2 separate regions of the Mus musculus genome follow, and region 1 is linked to region 2. A link is a loop called in an ENCODE intact Hi-C map of the cell type or tissue named here. Cell type or tissue: gastrocnemius. All regions are shown on one strand. Each heading gives the region's core, and the rest is flanking DNA. Links, peaks and the distances in the headings are about the cores only.

Region 1 (10,403 bases), core at 779-8,778, 50 kb after region 2:
TTTCCAAACTTCAATTTCAACTGCAAGAGGAGTGACCAAAACTGAATATCTGTTTGGTGTTTCACATCTCATTTCATTTACAGCAAAAAAGTAGACACTGATCTTTCCTTACATACAGAAAGCACAGGCTAAGAAAAGTGTTGTAACTTGTAGAGACAGAGCTAAGCTGCAACCTTTGTTCTACCTTCAAAGAGCTTATTCTTTGAGTTACTTCAGTCATTCACAAATTGTAACTAACATACACAAAAATAACCTTACTGTGATTTATAGGCCTATAGTAGTACACTTGGCTAGCATGTTCAATCTCCAGGGGAAAACAAAATAGCTCAGTGGATGAAAAAAATAACAAAGAAACTGGGTTAATAATGCACAACTGACAAGAGAAGTAATTCAGCAGAGAGGACACATGATGAGTTTCTTACATTAAAGCTTGAGAAACACAGATTAAAAAAAAAGACAATGCAGAGCCAGGTAGTAGAGGCACACCTTTAGACCAGCCTGGTCTACAGAGCAAGTTCCAGGACAACCAGGACTACACAAAGAAACCTTGTGTCTAAAAACAAACACACAAACAAACAAACAAACAAACAAAAAACAATGCAGGGCTAGAAATGTGGCTTGGTGATTAAGACCACTTGTTACTCTTTCAGAGGACCCATGTTCAAACCCAACACCCATATAAAGGCTAGCAACAATGTGTAATTCTAGTTCCAGAGGAGCTAAAGCCCTCCTCTGATCTTCACAGGCACCAAGCACAATGTGTTACACAGATATACATGTCAGCAAAATACTCATACATACAGTAATGATAAAATAAAACAAAAGATTTAAAAAGTAAAGTGTAAACAGTTGGGCAGTGGTGGAGCACACCTTTAATCCCAGAACTCAGGAGACAATAGGAGGATCTTTGTGAGTTTAAGGCCAGTCTGGTCTACAGACTAAGTTCCAGGACAGCTAGGGCTGCATAGAGAAACCCTGTGAGGGAAAAAAAAAAAAAAGGAAAAAATAACAATTATTTAAGAAACAAGTATGACTACAAATTTCTTTTCCATATATGATGACCTCCTAAGAACATTTATTTAAAAAAAAAAAAAGAGTTTTTATTTGGAGTCCCTGTATACTCTAATTTAACATAATATGGATTAAACTATTCTTAAAAAAAAAAAAGAAAGAAAGAAAAAGAAAACAAGAAAAAAAAGGACATAGTCTTTAGTATTTAGAAATTTGCTTGGTCTGAGGCCTTGGAGAACAGGGAGGAAAATAAGTAAATAACAATAAACTTTTAGGAAGTAAAAGAAGCAGTGGTACAAGTCTTTAATCCCAGCACTTGGTAGGCAGAGGCAGGCAGATCTCTGTGGCTCTAAGTTGGAGCTCAGCAAGGTCTACAAAGTCAGGGCTGTCACACAGAGAAACCCTGTCTCAAAGAACCAAAAACAAACAAACAAATAAAAAATAACTAAAGCAGGCTATAAAATGGTGGCATTTGTCTGTAATATCAGCATTCAAGAGATAAAAGTGGGAGATCACTTCAGGTCTGGCCTAACATACATTCATACCAAGTACCAAGCCAGCCCGGACTGTGTAGAAAGACGCTGTCTTAAAACAACAAAAAGTCAAGTACGCTTGTTCACTGTTGACAATAAATTTCAACAGGAAATGCATCAGTATGAAATCTCCCCAAAGAATGGAATGTCCTTGATTAACAACGAGTGAGTTCTCGTTCCTTCTCTTAATTCACTCCCAACACTCCAGTTTCCAAATCCACCCTCTGAAAGAAATGAGCAGAAGAGGGAGGACAGCAGAAGAAGACGGTCTCATAACTGGCCTCCTCCCCTCAAATTCCAGAAGATAAGAAGGGAGTATGGTGGGACCTGCCGCATGTAGCATAAAATCCTCCCGTTTACATCTCTTTCTATCTTAGGTTTGCCCTTTAGCTTCTTTCAGAATCATGAAAGCTTCATCTGTATAAATGGGGCACGGTGTGCCAGCTATTAGCACTATCAAGGCAGAGGGCTGGAGGTGCAGATCAAGGTCGCCTTCAGCCACACAGGGAGTCCCTGGGCCAATCCAGCTTGGGAGAGTTGGTCTTGCCTTTCAAACATTAGGTGGAACTCAAATCATTAGGCTCAACAAGAAGCACCCTTACCCACTGAGCTACTTCAAAGGCTCAATAAGGTCCTTTCAAAAACCAAAAACAAAAGTATTCTTACTATTCATTCACTTCTTTATATTAAAAAGAAAAAACCAGACATGATAACACATACCCAGAATCCCAGCAATTGGGAGGAAAATGGGAAAGATTACCATGAGTTCAAGACCAGCCTGGCATATATAGTCATAGTATAAGATCCTATCTAAAAAGCAATTTAAATTTTTTTCCAGTTGGGAATTTTATAATATCTGAATAAACTAAAATGTTCCAAAATCCAAAAATTGTTAAGCAGACAAGTTCTTAAGCACTCAAGCTGCACTGAAGGGAAAGAGGGAGGAAAGGAACCAGAAACCTAAATTGGTGTTTTAGCAAGAAATACTGCACTCTACTATTAGAGAGTAAACTACTTTGAGATTCATCTTTCAATGTACCAAAAGTCACCTGCTACTAATGCAAAGCTACTTCTGTATTAGCTTAGGTAGTCACACTGTAAAATAAGGTTATCATGACAGCTTTGAGTCAGGATTAAAAGAAAACCAAATTAAATTAAAGTGTCCACACTACTTATCTCCAAATAAATTCATAGATATGCAACACCTGAAGATACATAACAATAGAGACACCTAATAATGAAACAAAACAATTTTTTAATATGTCATGTTAGATGTATTGTACTGTCAGTGCAGGGAATAGAACCTGGGTCTTCTATGAGACTAGCCTGTGCTCTTAACCACTAAGCCACTTTTTCTAGTTAGATCTAGTTTAAAGGGCCCTGTATAGCATAATTCTACCCAAGACAAATTTTTGTTTTGTTTCATTTTGGTTATTGGTCTTACTATGCAGCTTTAGCTAGACAGCCTGGATCTCCTTAGTAGATCACAGACCAGGCTGGCATCAAACTCACAGAGACCTGCCTGCCTCAGACTCTTGAGTGCTGGGTTTTAAAGGCACCATGCCCAGCTCACAAGACAGACCTTGACTTCTATCATTTCGAAACCCATTAACAGCTACTTGTTTATGCTAAATAAACTTAGAAGCCAATCTACCAATCTACTTTCACCTGTATGTGGAAGACAAAGGAAAACTTGCAGGAGTCAGTTCTTTCTACCACATGGGTCCTACGGATCAAACGCAGGCAGTTAAGCTTAGCAGCAAGTGACTCTACCTGCTAAGCCAACCTGACAACCCTATAGCAAAGTGGGATTTTCTTTTTTCTTTTTTTTTTGGAGACAGGGTTTCTCTGTGTAGCCCTGGCTGTCCTGGAACTCACTCTGTAGACCAGGCTGGCCTCGAACTCAGAAATCTGCCTGCCTCTTCTTTTTTTTTTCTTAAGATTTACTTATTTTGTGTGTATGAGTGTTTTTACATGCTTGTGTCTATGTTTACCACAGGTGCACAGTGCCCATGGAGGTCAGAAGAGTTCACTGGATTCCCTGAGCCTGTGACCCAGATTGTTATAAGCCATTGTGTGGGTGCTGGAAACCAAAGCCAGGTCCTCTGGAGAGTGACAAGTATTCTTAACAGCTGAGCCAACTCTCCAGCCCTTGATTTATTTTTCTAAGATAAACAACTTGTCTCATTTATCTGAGTGTCTTCTAGGGTTTTCTGAGTTTATGAACAACATAAAAACAATCACATCTTCGCTCTTCTTGTGGAAATAAAACATTGCTATAAAATGCATATTATGTTTTATTTTTAAAGATTCATTTGTATTTATATACGAGTGTTTTGCTTGAATATATGGACATTGCAGGCAGTGCCCACAATGGCCAGAGAGAGTGTCAGATCCACTGGAACTACAGCCACCGAAGGTTATAATCACCATGCTGGTGCTGAGAATGGAACACAGGTCCTCTGCAAGAACAGCAAGTGTTATTAGCCACTAAGTCATATCTCCAGCTCCTGGTTTTGCTTTTTTAAAACGTTTTAACAATGTAGCCCAGGCAGCATCCAAATGAATTTGTTTGTTTGGGGTTTTAAAGCTTTTGGGTGTTTTGTTTTGAACTACACACTAAGTAGCCTAGGATGACTTCAAACTTTTGCAATCCTGTCTCAATCTCCCAAGTGCTTAGGTTTCAGAAATGTGCTACCATGCACAGCTCTTAAAAATGTTTATTTTGTTTCAAGATTTTTTTTTTGTTTGTTTGTTTTGGTTTTATTTGAAATAGTGCCTCACTATGCAGTCCTAGCTGACCTGGGACTACCCTGTAGACAAGCTGGCCTCAAATTCAGAGAGATCCTCCATCTCTGCCTCCCAAGTACTAGGATTAGAGACATGGTACATTACACCATGTCTGGCTTAACGTGTATAAAATGTACTCTTGTTTGTTTTTGAGACAGAGTCCCTCTACATAACCTTGGCTATCCTATAACTCACTATGTTATAGGCTGGCCTCATGCTCATGGAGATCTGCCTCCTTCCTGCCTCTAAGTGCATGGATTAAAGGAATGCACCACCATGCCCAGCTTAAAATGTATTCTTAAGAACATTCATGGACAGAGCTATCACACTAGATCGGGTATAATGTTTCCACAGAGGGAATAGAGAGCTTTTCCTATTTCATGAAACTATAGAAAAGTTTTATTTGTTCTGTGTAAGTAGAAGGAAGTTCATAATACATTATGTAGCAATATTTGATGACACATGGCATAATCACCTATTTTCACAAAATGTGTCAAACCAAAGGCATCTTTGACCCAGGACAGACACCAGACAGGCCTAAAAGCATGTCTTAGCAGGTAATAGTATATGCTACTTACAATTATATGGGAGTGTAAAAGACTGCACTGATTTCTTTAAAATATACCTCTAATGTCCAGTACACTACACTGCAAGATATTTTTTACTTATTTGGTTGGTGTTTGAGTTTTAGTTTTTTGAGACAGGGTCTCATTCAGTAGTCTGATCTGATCTGACACTTGCTATGAACCTACGGTGGCCTCAAACTCATGGCAATTTTCCTGCATCAGCCTTCCAAGTGCTGGGACTATAGGCATAAACCACCATGTCCAGATACATCTTAAATATAATAGAGATATAATTTATGTCAAATAGCATAGTGGGGCTGTACAAAATGAGGATCAGCATTCAAATCTCCAGCACACATGTAAAAGCAGGATATGTCCTAGAAAAGGACAGACAAGAGGAACCCTGTGAGTTGTTGACCAGCCTGTCTAGCCCTGTATCAAGCAGTAAGATGGAGAGGGCATAGGGAGATGATTTCATAGATAAAGTGCTTGCCAGGCATAAGGACTAACATTCAGGTTCCCCAGTACCCACATAAAAAAGCCAAGCAGACATGGCAGTTTGTCTGTAATTCCAGAGACAGAGGATCCCTGTGGCAAGCTGATTAGTTAGCTAACCTAACTGGTGATCTTGAAGTTCAGCAAGAGAACCTACCCTTCAGTAAATAAAATGGGAATGACACCTGACAGCAACCGCCGGCCTTCAAAACACATATCCACACACACATACCCCCACACCCCCACACAGACACACACATACATACATACATACACCACAAAATAAGATTGAAAAATTACCAACAGCAACCTCTCACCTTCACAGGCACACATATGCATGTGTACACATACATGCACATTGTGATGGTTTGAATAAGAATGGCCCCATATAGGTTCACATATCTAAATGCTTGTTCATCAGGGAATGGCACTACTTGGGAGAGATTAGTAGGTCTAGCCCTGTTAGAGTAAGTGTGTGACTGGGGGTGAACTTCGATGTGTCAAAAGACCAAACCAGGCTCAGTCTCTCTCTCTCTTCCTACTGCCTGTGGATTAACACATAGGACAGGGAGAGTCACTTCTCCAGAACCATGTCTGCCTGCATCCCATTATATTCCCCACCATGATGACAATGGACTAAACCTCTGAAACTATGCAAGCCCTAGTTAAATGCTTTCCTTAATAAGAGTTCCCATGATTGTGGTGTCTCTTCACAGCAATAGAACACTGACACACAGATATGTATATATATACATATAAGCAGGTCACAGTTGCATGTGTCTGTAATCCCAGTACTCATAAGCAGAAGTGGAAGAATAACTGGTCAACATAACATGTTCCAGGATAGCTAGAACTATATTGTCTTAAAATGAATGAATAAATAACATAAATTATGTACATACAAATAAAGACTTAGCCTCTAACGTAAAAGCATTCACCTGCATGAAATAACCAGTAACATGCAAAATCAAAATTCTTTGTGATCTCAGAGAATAATTAACTTGCAGCTGTAATGGTAACTAGAACTGGCAGGTTATTAAAAAAAAAAAAAGAAAAGAAAAGAAAAAAGAGGAGAGATAGCTGTGGTGGCTGTTACACACCTGTAACCTCAGTCCTCAGGAAGCAGAGACAGGTGGACTAGACAGGTCGACTGGTCACAAATTCAAGGTCGAACTGGTCTATAGAGTAAGTTCAAGGCCAGCCCAGGTTCCATAGCAAAAACCTGAATGAAGATGCCAAAAAGGAAGAGGAGGAGGAAAAGGAAAACCACAACTGTAGAGTAATAGATAATCAGATTCCCAAGGGGCCAAAAGAGAAAGGACACACTAAGTGATAATAATTAAGCTAGGAAAAGAGGTCTGTGGCCATTATTCTATTATCTAAAGGCCACAGAAAGAGGAACTGATAACAACATGGAAGACAGACTACTAAAGAGTGAATGAAGAAAGGAAATCATGAAGAGACTGCTGTGATAAGTAGGAATGTTGCTATAATAATCCAATGCAGAATAGATGGATCAGGAAGAATTCAAACAGTAGCAACAGTAGAAGCATCAATCAATATCAACCTAGCTTAATATATGTTGCATCTATATGTATTGTCATCTGATCTGCATAACCTTTATGAATGAAAGCCACTAATGCCCCAACTTATAAATGAGAAAACCGAAGTTTAAAAAGATTAAGTCAGTTTTCAAAAGTCTGCATGGCTAATAGGTAAAAAAAGTTTGGACAGAAATACAGGACTGAATGACTCTAATGTCCAGACTCATGACCATACATTCTTCTACTATAGTTCAAACAATAGGAGAAAGGACTGTAATCAAGAAATCCTTAGAACACACCATCAATGAGACTTCATGACCACATGCCCCAAGCAAGATCTCTACTTACCCACTAACTTTTCCTTCCTGAAATCCTTCTGAAAATTATTATTTCTTTCATCTAGAAATGCCTTCTAAAACATCTAGGTAGGCTTAACAGATGTCCAAAGCTGAATTTTTAACCATATCAAGTTTTAGTATCTTGCAGAGGGATTTTTTTTTTAATCCAAAGCCTTGCTTGTGGCAGCTGTTAATGGATCCCAGTGATATAGCACATGCTTAGTATATACAAAGCCATGGGGTTCAATGCCTCACTTAAAGTATCACTTAAAACAAATACCTCTACCCTCACCATAGGTCGAAAACAAAACAGAAAGACTAGAAAGAGAAACAAGACGCTGGAAAGATGGCTCTGTGGTTAAGTACACTTCCTGTTCTTCTAGAAGACCCAACCTCAGTTCTCAGCACATGTATCAGGAGTCTTACAACTGCCTGCAACTCTGGCTCCACAGAATTCCACGCCCCCTTCTGGCCTGCATGTGTACCTATACATGCAGACACACACACACACACACACAAAGATATACACACATACACATAAAATCTAAAAAAGTATTTTAAAAGAGAAATTCAGAATTGAAATAGAACACTTTCTAGTCAGAAAAGCAATCTTTGTATATTCAAAATTAATGAAAACTTTTTTTTTTTTTTTTTTTTTTTGGTTTTTCGAGACAGGCTTTCTCTGTGTAGCCCTGGCTGTCCTGGAACTCACTTTGTAGACCAGGCTGGCCTCGAACTCAGAAATCCGCCTGCCTCTGCCTCCCGAGTGCTGGGATTAAAAGCGTGTGCCAGCACGCCAGCATATGCCTTAGAAATCCTACAAAGACAGTTGCATAGAAGAAATGCTCAAGACAAAAAGGTCTAAAGTAAGCATTTGGGGGGGGGGATAAACTCTTTAAAATGCTTAGTTATCTAAAACATACATAATTTTATCCTAACATTGCATGATAATGTTTTTCATAAAACATTATGCTGGAACACTCTGGGGAAAATTGCCAACTAATGGTTTACAGACTTAATTCCAATTTGATAACTATTATATAAGTAAGAATTGGTTGGACCTGCTCTATTTGAATATGCAAATCATCTTTTATCCTTTACAAAAATATTTGTTGAACTGTCAGTTTGTACTACAGGATTGTTAAATAAGCGGCAGGCCAAGTGTGGTGGTGCATGCCTTGAGTCCCAGCACCTGGAGGCAGAGGGAGGAGAATCTCTGTGAGTTCCAGGCTAGCCAGGACTACAACAGAAAGATCCTGTCCCAAGAAGGAATGAAGGGAGGGAGGGAGGGAGGGAGGGAGGGAGGGAGGGAGGGAGGGAGGGAGGGAGGGAGGGAGGGAACGAACTTCCTTTAAGAAAATAATCCCAGGGAACAAAACACCCATGGAAGGAGTTACAAAGACAAAGTTTGGAGCTGAGATGAAAGGATGGACCATGTAGAGACTGCCATATCCAGGGATCCACCCCATAATCAGCATCCAAACGCTGACACCATTGCATATACTAGCAAGATTTTATCGAAAGGACCCAGATGTAGCTGTCTCTTGTGAGACTATGCCGGGGCCTAGCAAACACAGAAGTGGATGCTCACAGTCAGCTAATGGATGGATCACAGGGCTCCCAATGGAGGAGCTAGAGAAAGTACCCAAGGAGCTAAAGGGATCTGCAACCCTATAGATGGAACAACATTATGAACTAACCAGTACCCCGGAGCTCTTGACTCTAGCTGCATATGTATCAAAAGATGGCCTAGTCGGCCATCACTGGAAAGAGAGGCACATTGGACACGCAAACCTTATATGCCCCAGTACAGGGGAACGCCAGGGCCAAAAAGGGGGAGTGGGTGGGTAGGGGAGTGGGGGTGGGTGGGTATGGGGGACTTTTGGTATAGCATTGGAAATGTAAATGAGCTAAATACCTAATAAAAAATGGAAAAAAAAAAAAAAAGAAAATAATCCCAGCCTGGCGTGGTGGTACACATCTTTAATCCCAGCATTTGGGAGGCAGAGGCAGGCGGATTTCTGAGTTCAAAGCCAGCCTGGTCTACAAAGTGAGTTCCAGGGCAGCCAGGGCTACAGAGAAACCCTGTCTCAAAAAAACAAAAAAAAAAAGAAAATAATCCCAACTGAGTAGTGACAGCTCACATCTTTAGTCTCAGTGAGCTTGTGAGGCAGAGGCAGCTAGATCTGAGTTGAAAGCCAGCCTGGTCTGCAGATTATGTTCCAAGACAATCAAGGTTACACAGAGAAACCCTGCCTCAAAAAAACAAAATATAAAAAGAAAGAAAGCAATTCCTACTTTCTACTCATGTTTTACAGTACCTTTGGATTTTTGATTTTTTTGTTTGTTTGTTTGTTTTGTTTTTTGGAAACAGGGTTTCCTTGTATAGCCCAGGCTGTCCCAGAACTTAAGCTCCTATCTCAGCCTCCAGAGCACTGGGATTACTGGGATTCCAGATACATGCCACCATGTCCATCTTACTACCCTGTTATAACATTCATTCTCACAATGTTAGTGCAAGACCTTAGCTATTAAATTCAGAGTTTCCCGTTATGAATATAGGTAGCTTTAGTTAAAACATGACATATCATTCTCACTGAATTGCACATTCAAACACAAAGTAATACTTGCCAAATAGTGCTAGTATAGCTTCATCTGGGGTGACTGGCTCATCCCAGATATTAACCACTAACCACAAGTGTCAGCTTTAAAATGTTAGAATTGTTAAAGCCAATAAATAACTTGCAACTCAGTGAAAAGATGTAAGAATTTCCAGTTGAGTGATTACAAACTAACTGATAGACTCTTTTTTGAGACAGGGTTTCTCTGTGTATCCCTGGCTGTCCTGGAACTCACTTTGTAGACCAGGCTGGCCTGGAACTCAGAAATCTGCCTGCCTCTGCCTCCCGAGTGCTGGAATTAAAGGCATAAGCCACCATGCCCAGCTCTAACAGATAAGACTCTTAAGGCCCTCATTTTTCTACAGTGTGTGTACGTCGAATTTAAACTGTGTTAGTTCCTGTTCTAACTTCCAGCTGAGTCGAAATTCTACAGCCTGAAAGCAGGAAATCCAAAAGGAAATTCCATCATCAGATCCTAGGGCTTGGCCACTCAAGGGTTCTGGGC
Region 2 (10,403 bases), core at 1,284-9,283:
ATTTATACAAAATTCAGTACTACCTTAGCATATGTTGGACAGACAGCTTATCTGTCTAAAATATACTTAGTTCTCCACTAGGCATTGGTATTGTGCCAATTTCACAACAGAAAGCGCATGCATAAGTCCTTAGAACATGATATATATCTGGTTTACACAATGTTATTGACAACATGAATATATATCTTAGCAGCTATTTAATAAAAGCCACCCTATTTTAAAAGAGGCACATAGCTAAATCTACCCAATGGTGAATATTAAGTACCTCAGTTACTTAATTATTTAAGTGTTCTTCAACCTTCTCCTTTAATTTTTTTTTCTACAGGAAAAAAATCTGCAACAGAAATACTATTCAAGATTTAATCAGGAAAAAGTCTATAGAACAGAGCACTCTAGGTTGCTTCTAAAATTCCAATAGTGTCATGGCATGGTAGTGAATAACTTTAATTCTAGCACTTAGACTCAAAAGAAAAATCTTGGTAAATTCTAGGCAAGCATCATCTACAAACTGAGTTCCAAGCTTTCATTAGCTTTTACTCTGTCTTCCATTTTCAACAGAACTCTTACCTAAGAATGACAGTCTTGGTCATGGGTCTCTGGGTATTTTGTTTTTTGGGGTTTTCCCCCACTCCTTGTATTTAGTACATTTTCTTCCACAAAGCATTGTGACTGTCAGGAAAAGGGTTTGCAATATTTTCATAGTTGCTGTCATCTCCCGATAATGATTTAATTTGGTAATTAGTTAAGATTTAAATTTGGCCCAGTTTATTAAAGCATTTCCAAGCCCTTGTCTAGAATACTTTAAATCCTAGGTTCTGTTCTGGCATCAGGGGAAAAAAAGTATCAAGTGGAAAAACACAAATTATAGCCTCTGAACTTTTTAAAAAGTACGTCTAAAATTTTAGCTTTGTCAAAATATTAATAAGTCAGCAAACATCCTTAAAACTATACCACTTAAAATGTCTAATACATTTAATGTCCTGTTTTCAGGGTGAAAAGTAGCTAGAGTGAAAGCCTTCATCACAAGATTTTTACTGGGGAGAACTGATTTGGTTTCTCCTGTTTTCAAACTTAAAATTGTTACACCAGTCAGCATGACTGGGCTACCCGCTGATGTCAAAGCCAGCTGTAAAAGCAGTTCTTTCTCCAAAGCAGAAGCTGGAATGTATCTAATCAGCAAGCAAATGGTATCTCATGCTTGACAACAGCCATCTGGGAACAGAGGTGGAAATTCAGAAGAAATGCTCAAATGCGTCTGAACATTCAAAGCAGAGGAAAGCCGCTCTTCTTTCCTTGATGGATGGACAAATGCACAACTAATCATCAAGCTAGTATCTGAGAGTTTACTGTATACAAGATGTCCAAACTTCTCTGTGAACTTTTTTTATGCAGTAGATAAGCAACAGAAAGTTTTTAAAAGTTAAGTAATTTACATAAGATAACCAGCTAGTTAGGCAGAGACTCGGATCCAGATCATTTTTCAAAGTTTAAAATACTTCTGGACTACTCAATTCATTCAGATAAAATCACACATGCTATCTCAAATCACTACACATTTTGATTGACAGCTATAAATAAGTTCTTTAAAGAATAGAACTATAAAAAACCTGGCACAGTTCACAGACTTAACTCAGTAAATAACTGTTGAACTAAATCACCCTCACTGTGGTGAATGATTATACACACACTCTATAGAAATAGCCACCTTTATTTTTCATAGCAAAGAAATTGAACAGGAAGTACAGGGTTCCTACTTAGTTGTCTGTACCAGTTATGACTAAAATCTTTCTTAGTATAATGCATTTCTTACAATTAATGAAATATTAGCACATTAGCTAAAGTTTATGGCTTGTATTACTGTTTACTAATTATCAGTTTTATCAAATTAACAGTATTGTGTATCCATAGTTTCACTGCCCCAAGCCTTCTGGTGCCTCCACTCCTGCCTGATCCCCAGAATCTCTCCAATCGCTCAACTTTACTATCTACAAAGTTCTGTCATTTTTTGGCATTTATTATTCGTCACTTTTAAGAGTTCTTCCTATATTAGTGATATGAATAATTTTTGGCAATTATTTTCTCCCAGTTCCATGGTTTTTCTTTTAACAATGTCACTTGCAGAGCAGGTGTCACACACTGTCTATTTTTAACACTGAGTTCTTATTAACTAGTGAAGGGATCTTGAGGAATCAGATTCCTGAAACACACACACCAAAATCAAATTAACTTAAGATAATAAAAATGATCATGACACAAAAACACTTCAGTGTTACTTGTTTTAAAGTAAAACCATTTATCATGTAACTACTGCAACTAGAAATGGGACACATTAGTAAATACAATTTAAAAACCCTTTTTAAAATTCCATTTTTTGCACAAAAATTAAACTTCACTTAAGAGTCAAAGCTAAATTTTTAAGTCTTTCAGAAAAAAAACCCAAAAAAACAAAAACCTTTAGCCAGACATGATGACACATGACTTTAATTCCCAGAGCTTGAAGGCAGAGGCAGATGAGTCTCTGAGTTCAAGGCCAGCCTAGTCTACATAGTGAGTTCTAGGATGGCCATGTATAGATTCTGTCTCCAAAACAAAATATAAACAAACAAACAAAAACCACAATTACTTTAAATTTCAGCAATCAAGAAACAGAGGCAGGTGAATCTCTGTGAGGCCAGCCTAGTCTAAATATCATGTTCTAAGCTGCCTCAGGGAAACAGACACTAAAACTGTCAAGTAGAGTATCTAATTGGACTATTTTGCAATTTCTATCTGTTTAAGCTTACAACATACAACATAAATAATTGCTTACAAAAAGATGTCACTAATACTAAAAGCAGATGTCAAAGCCTAAGCTTACACTAACAAAGACAGTTTCTATTTTCATTAAAAAAACATCAAGTTAATAAATAATTATATCAATAATATGATGTATTTACAAAAATAATCACATCAATAAAACATAACATCTCAAAGCTCAAAGAGTAGAGAAAGTTACTAAAGCATCAACTCTATTTAAACTGTATATCCTATACCACTCAAGCTTTTCATTGCTTTTCAATTTCAATAAAATGAATTAGAAAACATGCATTTTATTTATTGATAATAAGGTAAATCCTGAGATAAACTAGGTAGTATTGAATAACAAGTAAAGTCACTCATTTTTCTTTAAGTTAAAGTTGCTCCATCACTAACTCTCTTTTAGTTTTTAAAGACGTATTATTTGCTTGGTATGGGAGTATGTGTGCATCTGTGTGTACCACACCACAGTGCAGATATGGAGATAAAATAGTTGGCTCTCTCCTTCCATCATGTGGGTCCTAAGGATCAAAGTCAGGTTGTCCAGCTAGTGGCAAAAATGCCCTTAGCCTCTAAGCCATCTAAGGCCTGAACTGCCCTTAGATTTTTAGAGACAGGGAGGCATCAAACTTAAGATCCTTCTGCTGCTACAGAACCAGTGCTGGGTGCAAAGTACCACCTTAAATTTTAAAGCAAAATTTACAAGATTCTTCCCTAGTACCTGAAGTACTATAGAATAAATGTTACAAGTTGACTAGACTATGCCATGGGGATAAGATACTGACAATTTAACAAAGTTCACAGTGATTTCCCTGAGTAGCTATCACTGAGTCTCTAGCAAACTGGTGGAGCACAAGCAAACATGGGTTGAACTTTAAGTTCATCTACTTGTCTTGATCTGCATTTTCTTATTTCAAACATAAAAGCAGTGAGTGCATACCATGTGTGTTTTTTTGAGATGGGGTTATCTCACTCAGGATGCTATTTTCTAGTTCCATCTATTTGCCTAAACATTTTATGAATTCATTGTTTTTGATAGCTGAGTAGTACTCCATTGTGTAAATGTACCACATTTTCTGTATCCATTCCTCTGCTGAGGGACATCTGGGTTCTTTCCGGCTTCTGGCTATTATAAATAAGGCAGCTATGAACATAGTGGAGCATGTGTCCTTATTATATGTTGGAACATCTTCTGGGTATATGCCCAGGAGTGGTACTGCTGAGTCCTCAGGTAGTACTATGTCCAATTTTCTGAGGAACCACCAAACTGATTTCCAGAGTGGTTGTACCAGCTTTCAATTCCACCAGCAATGGAGGAGTGCTCCTCTTTCTCCACATCCTTGCCAGCTTCTGCTGTCACATGAGTTTTTGATCTTAGCCAGAAGTGCAGAATACCCAAGATACAATTCACAGGCCACATGAAGCTCAGGAAGAAGGAAGACCAAAGTATGGATACTTCAGTTCTTCTTAGAAGGGGGAACAAAATACCCACGGGAGGAGATACAAAGTTGTGGAGCAGAGACTGCCTCACCTTGTGGGACAAAAAATGGGGTCCTGCATCCACTCGGGACTAGGGCTGCTGGGCAAGCCAGCGCAGTAAGTTTGACTAAGTGTACCCCAGGCCACCGTTCCAGGGTGGGGAAGGCGCAGTCTGGGGTCCCCATGGACCTGCTGGAGTCGGGCTCCCAACTCTCAAGCACCACAGACACTGGGTACTGCAGAAGAGCTGAGAATGGGTGGGGACCCTCGGGCGGACTCTGGTCCAGGGGCAAAAGGGAAAAGGGTAGGAGGAGAGAGCTCTGCTAGGTTACTGCAGGGACGAGCAGAGTTTTTTGCAGGGTGGGTTGCTTGGGTTGGTGGCAACAGTGGCTGAGAACACAGAGAGATCTCCTGGCAGGAAGTTAGACAAACTGGCTTATTTAAAGGGGAAGACTTGCTCCATTGCTCCAGCATGGGCAGATCCCGATGAGAAGAGGCAGTCCATGGTTTTAAGGTGTTTATTGTAGACAGGAAGAGAGTAGAGAAGCAGAGGCTGACTGTGGCCATGTGGAGAGAGGGGTACAGAGAGGAAGAGTAAGAGCAAGAGAATAAGAAGTAAAAGAGCAAGGAGGGGGCAAGCAGCTCCTTTTATAGTGGGCTGGACCATCCTGGCTGTTGCCAGGTAACTGTGGGGGTGGAGTCCACACAGAATATCAGGAGCTGGGGCATTGCTGATGTGACTGATGGTCACACACCTCTCTGCAGGAGTGGGGGTGGGGTGGGGAGTGTAGGAGGCTATAGCCAGGGGCCCAGGAGGCGTGGCCAAACACCTTTGACCCTAAGAGTCACCAGGGTTCCAGGCCTGTGCTCGACTGTGGACCAGGCTGTCTGTGCATAGCTCACTGCCCCACCTTGGGGATCCATTCCATATACAGTCACCAAACCCAGACACTATTGTGGATGCCAACAAGTGCTTGCTGACAGAAGTATAATATAGCTGTCTCCTGAGAGGCTCTGCCAGTGCCTGACAAATAGAGGTGGATGCTTGCAGCCAACCATTGGACTGAGCACAGGGTCCCCAATGGAGGAGTTACAGAAAGGATCCAAGGAGCTGAAGGGGTTTGCAGCTCCATAGGAGGAACAACAATATCAACCAACCAGTACCCCCAGAGCTCCCAGGGACTAAACCACCAACCAAAGAGTACACATGGAGGGAGCCATGGCTCCAGACACATATGTAGCAGAGGATGACCTTGTCAGTCATCAATGGGAGAAGAGGCCCTTGGTCCTGTGAAGGCTTGATACCCCAGTGTAGGGGAATGTCAGGACAGGAAAGTGGGAGTGGGTGAGTTGGTGAGCAGGGGAAGGAGGGATGGGATAGGGGGTTTTCAGAGGGGAAACCAGGAAAGGGGATAACATTTAAAATGTAAATAAAGAAAATATCTAATAAAAAATAAATAAAAGCAGTAATAGATCAACTTCAATGATGCTTAGATAATTAAATGGGTTTTGTGAAGAGGGGATGCAAAGGCTGAGACAAAGCATAGCAGGTATGTATGTGTGCAAGGTTTTCACTTAAGTATTACCTGAGCATTTTCAACTATATGCTAATGTTACTCCAAGTACTGGACACAGCTGAAATGTTTGCTATTCTTTAAAAAAGGTCATTGTTAAAATGAGAATAGTCAAATATTTAATCTAAAATTCACTTTTAGGTAAAGAGACTAAAAACTAACAGTGAACCAGCTTAAGGAAAGGCAGCCAGTGCTATAAATGACATCATAGGATCATCAAAGCTTCCTGGAAGAGCTGAATACTCAGGCAGGCTTTAAAGGGGAAATTAACACAACTATAGATACAGTACTAGATAATAATTTTGAACTGTTTTAAAGGCAAAAAACAACAAAACATAAAAAATAGTAAAATCTCTCAATTGTAATGTCTACCCTAGTATGTCTTAGGGTTTTCTATTAGTTAGTGTGATAAAACACCAGACCAACAGCAACTTGAGAAGGAAAGAGCTTATTTTATCTTACAGATTGTAGTACATCATCTAGAAGTCAGGGCAGAAACCTGGAGGAAGGGAAATGATACAGAAGCCAAGGAGGAGTGCCGCTTACTGGCTAGCTCTATGTGTCTTGTTCAGCCTGCTTTCTTAGACATTCCAAGTCCACCAGCCCAGGGATAGCACCACCCACAGTGGGCTCCCACATCCATCAATAATTTTGAAAATGTCCCAGAGTCTTGCCTACAGGCCAATCTTATGAAAGCATGTTTTTAATTGTGGTCCCCTCTTCTCAGATAATAGTAACTTGTATGAGAAACTAACAATATTTCACAACATTGTACATGGTCTTTCAAATTTTTACTATTGCATACAAGTTAAGTACATAGACAAACACACACACACACACACAATGTGGGTAAGGGGCACATATAGCAATCGGAGGACAACTTTATAGAGTCAATTCTTCCAACTTCACATGGGTATGGGAATCAAATTTAGGGTGGCAGGTTTGAACAGCAAGTGGCTTTACCAATGAGATGTCTTGCCAGCCCAGATATATATGATGTGAAGCTAAACAATTATGGGGTCAAATTCTAGCCCTACTACTTATCAATGACAAGATAATGTACAACTCTAAACTTCAGCTTACTCAATTGGAAAATGTGCACAAGAAAGAAGCCTAAATCTAAACATCAGAACAATTCCGAGCATACAGCAAATTACATAACAAATGGTGATTATAATTAATGTGACTGAAAACTGAAAACTACTATTAAATGCAGTATCTTGACTCTAGCTGCATATGTATCAAAAGATGGCCTAGTCGGCCATCACTGGAAAGAGATGCTCATTGGACAGGCAAACTTTATATGCCCCAGTACAGGGGAATGCCAGGGCCAAAAAATGGGAATGGGTGGGTAGGGGATTTCGGGGGGGAGGGTGTGGGGGACTTTTGGGATAGCACTGGAAATGTAATTGAGGAAAATACGTAATAAAAAAAAAGAAAAAAAAGAAAGGCCATGAATTTGAAAGAGAGCAAAGTATGAAGGTAAATGAGAAAGGTTAGAGGGAAAAAAGGAAGAAAGAAAATAAAACTGTAATTTCAAAAGAATAAAACATTTTAAAAAGATAAAAAGCAAAACAAAACAGAAAACCCCACACTCTGAAATGCTGCGTTAGTTACTATTCTGTTGCTGTGAGAGACACCACAATCAAGGCAAATCTCATGAAAGAAAACATTTAATTGGGGCTGGCTTACAGTTTCTGAGGCTTAGTCCATTATCATCATGGTGAGAAGCACGGCAGCACTCAAGCAAAGTGCTGGAGATGCAGCTGAGAGTTCTACATCCAGATCCATAGGTAGAGAGAAAGAGACTCGGCCTGGCATGGACTTTTGAAACCTCAAAGCCCATCCCAGTGACACATTTCCTCCCACTGGCCACATCTACTCTACAAGGCCACACCTAATCCTTGTTATTTTTCCAAACAGCTTCACTCTCACGTGACCAAGCCCTCAAATACGTAAGCATATGGGAGTCATTCTTAGTCAAGCCACTGCAATGGCAAATTTCAAAATACAGCACATAACCACCATGCCTACTTTTTAAATGGGAATTCTAGGTATCCAACTTATGTCCTTGAAATTTCATGAGAAATGTTTCCCAGCCTATGAGTTGATATGTAATCACATAAATCTGACTTAGTTGTAGTTGCACTGTGTATCTTATAACTTTTTATGCATCGCTATCTTTATCAATTAGATTTTACATTTCATACATAAGTTTTTATTTCCTTCTATAAAAGGAATAGTTTTTTTATAATCCAGAGGATGAGAGTTCTCTGGAACACCACATATAGCATTTGTATCCAATTCTTCACCAAATTTTATACTAAAGAGTAGGAAATATAATTTATTCTATTTTAATATAAAATAGCCATTCCAAAATTAGAGACGAATCTAACAAAGATTCACCAAACCAATATTTTCCACACAAAACTGCTAAATTTTAAAAAATGCTTTTTAGCTAACATATATATAATACCACCTACCATTAACAAATTCTAAGAAACTTCAGAATTTAACTAGTTGAATTCCCTTAAACCAAGAAAAGATCCTTCATTAAGCATACAGTGCCAGTGTACAAGTTTTCTTTAGTGTTTCGTGTGTGTGTGTGTGTGTGTGTGTGTGTGTGTGTGTGTGATGTATTTGATTTAATTTCTCTGACTAGCCCAGCATACATAGCTTCCATGTAATGTTAATTTATCAAATCCCCAAAGCACTTACTTACCTCTTTCCAACGTCACCTAAGCCTCCACTGACAATTCAGAAACATGCTCAGCATGTTGTGTGTACATCTGGAATCACAGCATTTAGCGGCCCGAAGCTCAAATTCAAGGCCAGTCTGGACTACAGAGCTAGTTGAAGGGTAGATAAGCTAAAAACAGTGAGGCCCTGTATCAAAACCAAAGCTCTGCCTTAGTGGTGGAAGGTCTGCCTATGAGGTACGCAGGATAACCATTCAAACCCAATGTAAACTACACAGTGAGTTCCAGAAAGGGAAAAAGAGGAATGAAAGGGGGGGGGGACCACACAGACAGAAATCATTGTCTTCACATTAAAATTAATGAGCAACTTTTTAAAAAATCAGTTATTTCTGTTCTTTGTGCTTACTTAAGCATGCATTATTAGAATTACTTTCAATATTAATTATGTTCCCAATTATAATTTTAAACTGTTAAGTTTGCAAGAGAACTTAATATATCATCTATAAATCCACTTTACTTCGCCACAAGAAAACAGTTGTACATTGCAACATACCAAAGCAATCCACAGCACGGGTGCCACTAAAACTCATTCATAAATGATTTATATAATTATATTATACATAACAAGTGTGGGCACCCTATATTAGAGACTACTGGCTAAGGTTATAGAATTTACTCTCAAAGTTGGTATGCATACTAAATGTGAACTTGGGCCACTTACTAGTTCTCATATTTAATTTCATTATCCATAAAATAAGGAAAATATTTTCAGTTGACAGATGGGTAAACTATGGTATGTTCAGACAATAAAATATCTGGCATGAAAAAGAAATGAGCTAACAAGCCATTAAGTGAGGTAGAAGATTATTAAATGCAAAATGAATAAGCAAATAAAACAACCTGAAATGGCTATATATATATTATATGATTCCAACCATAAAACATTCAGGAAAAAGGAAAACTACAGTGGAAATGAAAGGATCAATAGTGAAAGGGACTGGGGAGTAGAAAAGAACAAACACTACGGAGTATTTTAAGAAGAGCAAACGTATTATTATGATTATACAGATTATCACTATAATGCAAGATACATACCATTATAGATTTATCAAAATCCACATAATACAATACCAAGACTAAACCCTAGTGTGTCCTAGACTGAATGATATGCAGCTTCATGCAGGTAGCAAATGTCCCAGTCAGGTACAGGATGTTAACAGGAGAAAAAGCTGTACATGTGAGACAAGGGATATATGAGAACTCTTCTATATATCCTGCTCAATTTGACTATGATGCTAAATTTCTCTACAACTTAAGTCTGGTTATAAAAAAGGGGGGTGGGGTGCCTGGAGAGACAGCTCAGTGGCTAGAAACACTTGGGCTCGTCTGTAATCTGAAGTTCATCTGGTGGCTCACAATGGACTGTGACTCCAGCTCTGGAATATGTGACACCCTCTTCTGGCCTCCTTGAGTATTTATACACACATGACAGATATACACATAAGAAAAATAAAAATAAATCTTAAAAAATGATATAGCTTCCAAAGCTGTAATAATTCTCAAGTGAAAGTGAATAAAAAGTACCTAATGTACATTCTACTAATGATTGATTATGTCTTAGCAGCATTCAATCTTACATTCATTCAATAAATTACATACATACCATTATTCACTCAATAAATACTTAATAAAAACTAGGAGAAATGATTACTATCATGACCAGGCAAAATTTTTGGTAAGGAGTTTTTAAAAAGAGTTATTAATCCTTGTTTACTTGTTTCAAAATGAGACTTGTCATATATGATTATATCAATTACAAGTGGATTTTAACAATAAATTCATTTCAGTAGTCATT

The links. Hi-C counts contacts between places; a loop is a spot of excess contacts. Peaks named below come from ENCODE experiments on the same cell type or tissue, not always from the same donor. Only the 100,000 strongest peaks of a DNase experiment are listed, where the experiment ranks them.
Region 1: it touches region 2 in a loop (2.0-fold over the local background); 3 of 42 quality-filtered maps call a loop at or near these places.

Annotation. Positions count from the first base shown.
Region 1 is chr7:101,110,877-101,121,279 of GRCm38, reverse strand. All of the region lies in intron 2 of Fchsd2 (FCH and double SH3 domains 2), which reads right to left. Among named protein-coding and RNA genes, the nearest start is that of Fchsd2, 7.3 kb to the right of the region's middle. In gastrocnemius, for the core only: no CTCF peak of the experiment used is centred there; no DNase peak of the experiment used is centred there.
Region 2 is chr7:101,161,445-101,171,847 of GRCm38, reverse strand. The region is part of intron 3 of Fchsd2 (FCH and double SH3 domains 2); the gene reads right to left. Among named protein-coding and RNA genes, the nearest start is that of Fchsd2, 58 kb to the right of the region's middle. In gastrocnemius, for the core only: no CTCF peak of the experiment used is centred there; a DNase peak (open chromatin) is centred at 5,063; H3K27ac peaks cover 31 bases.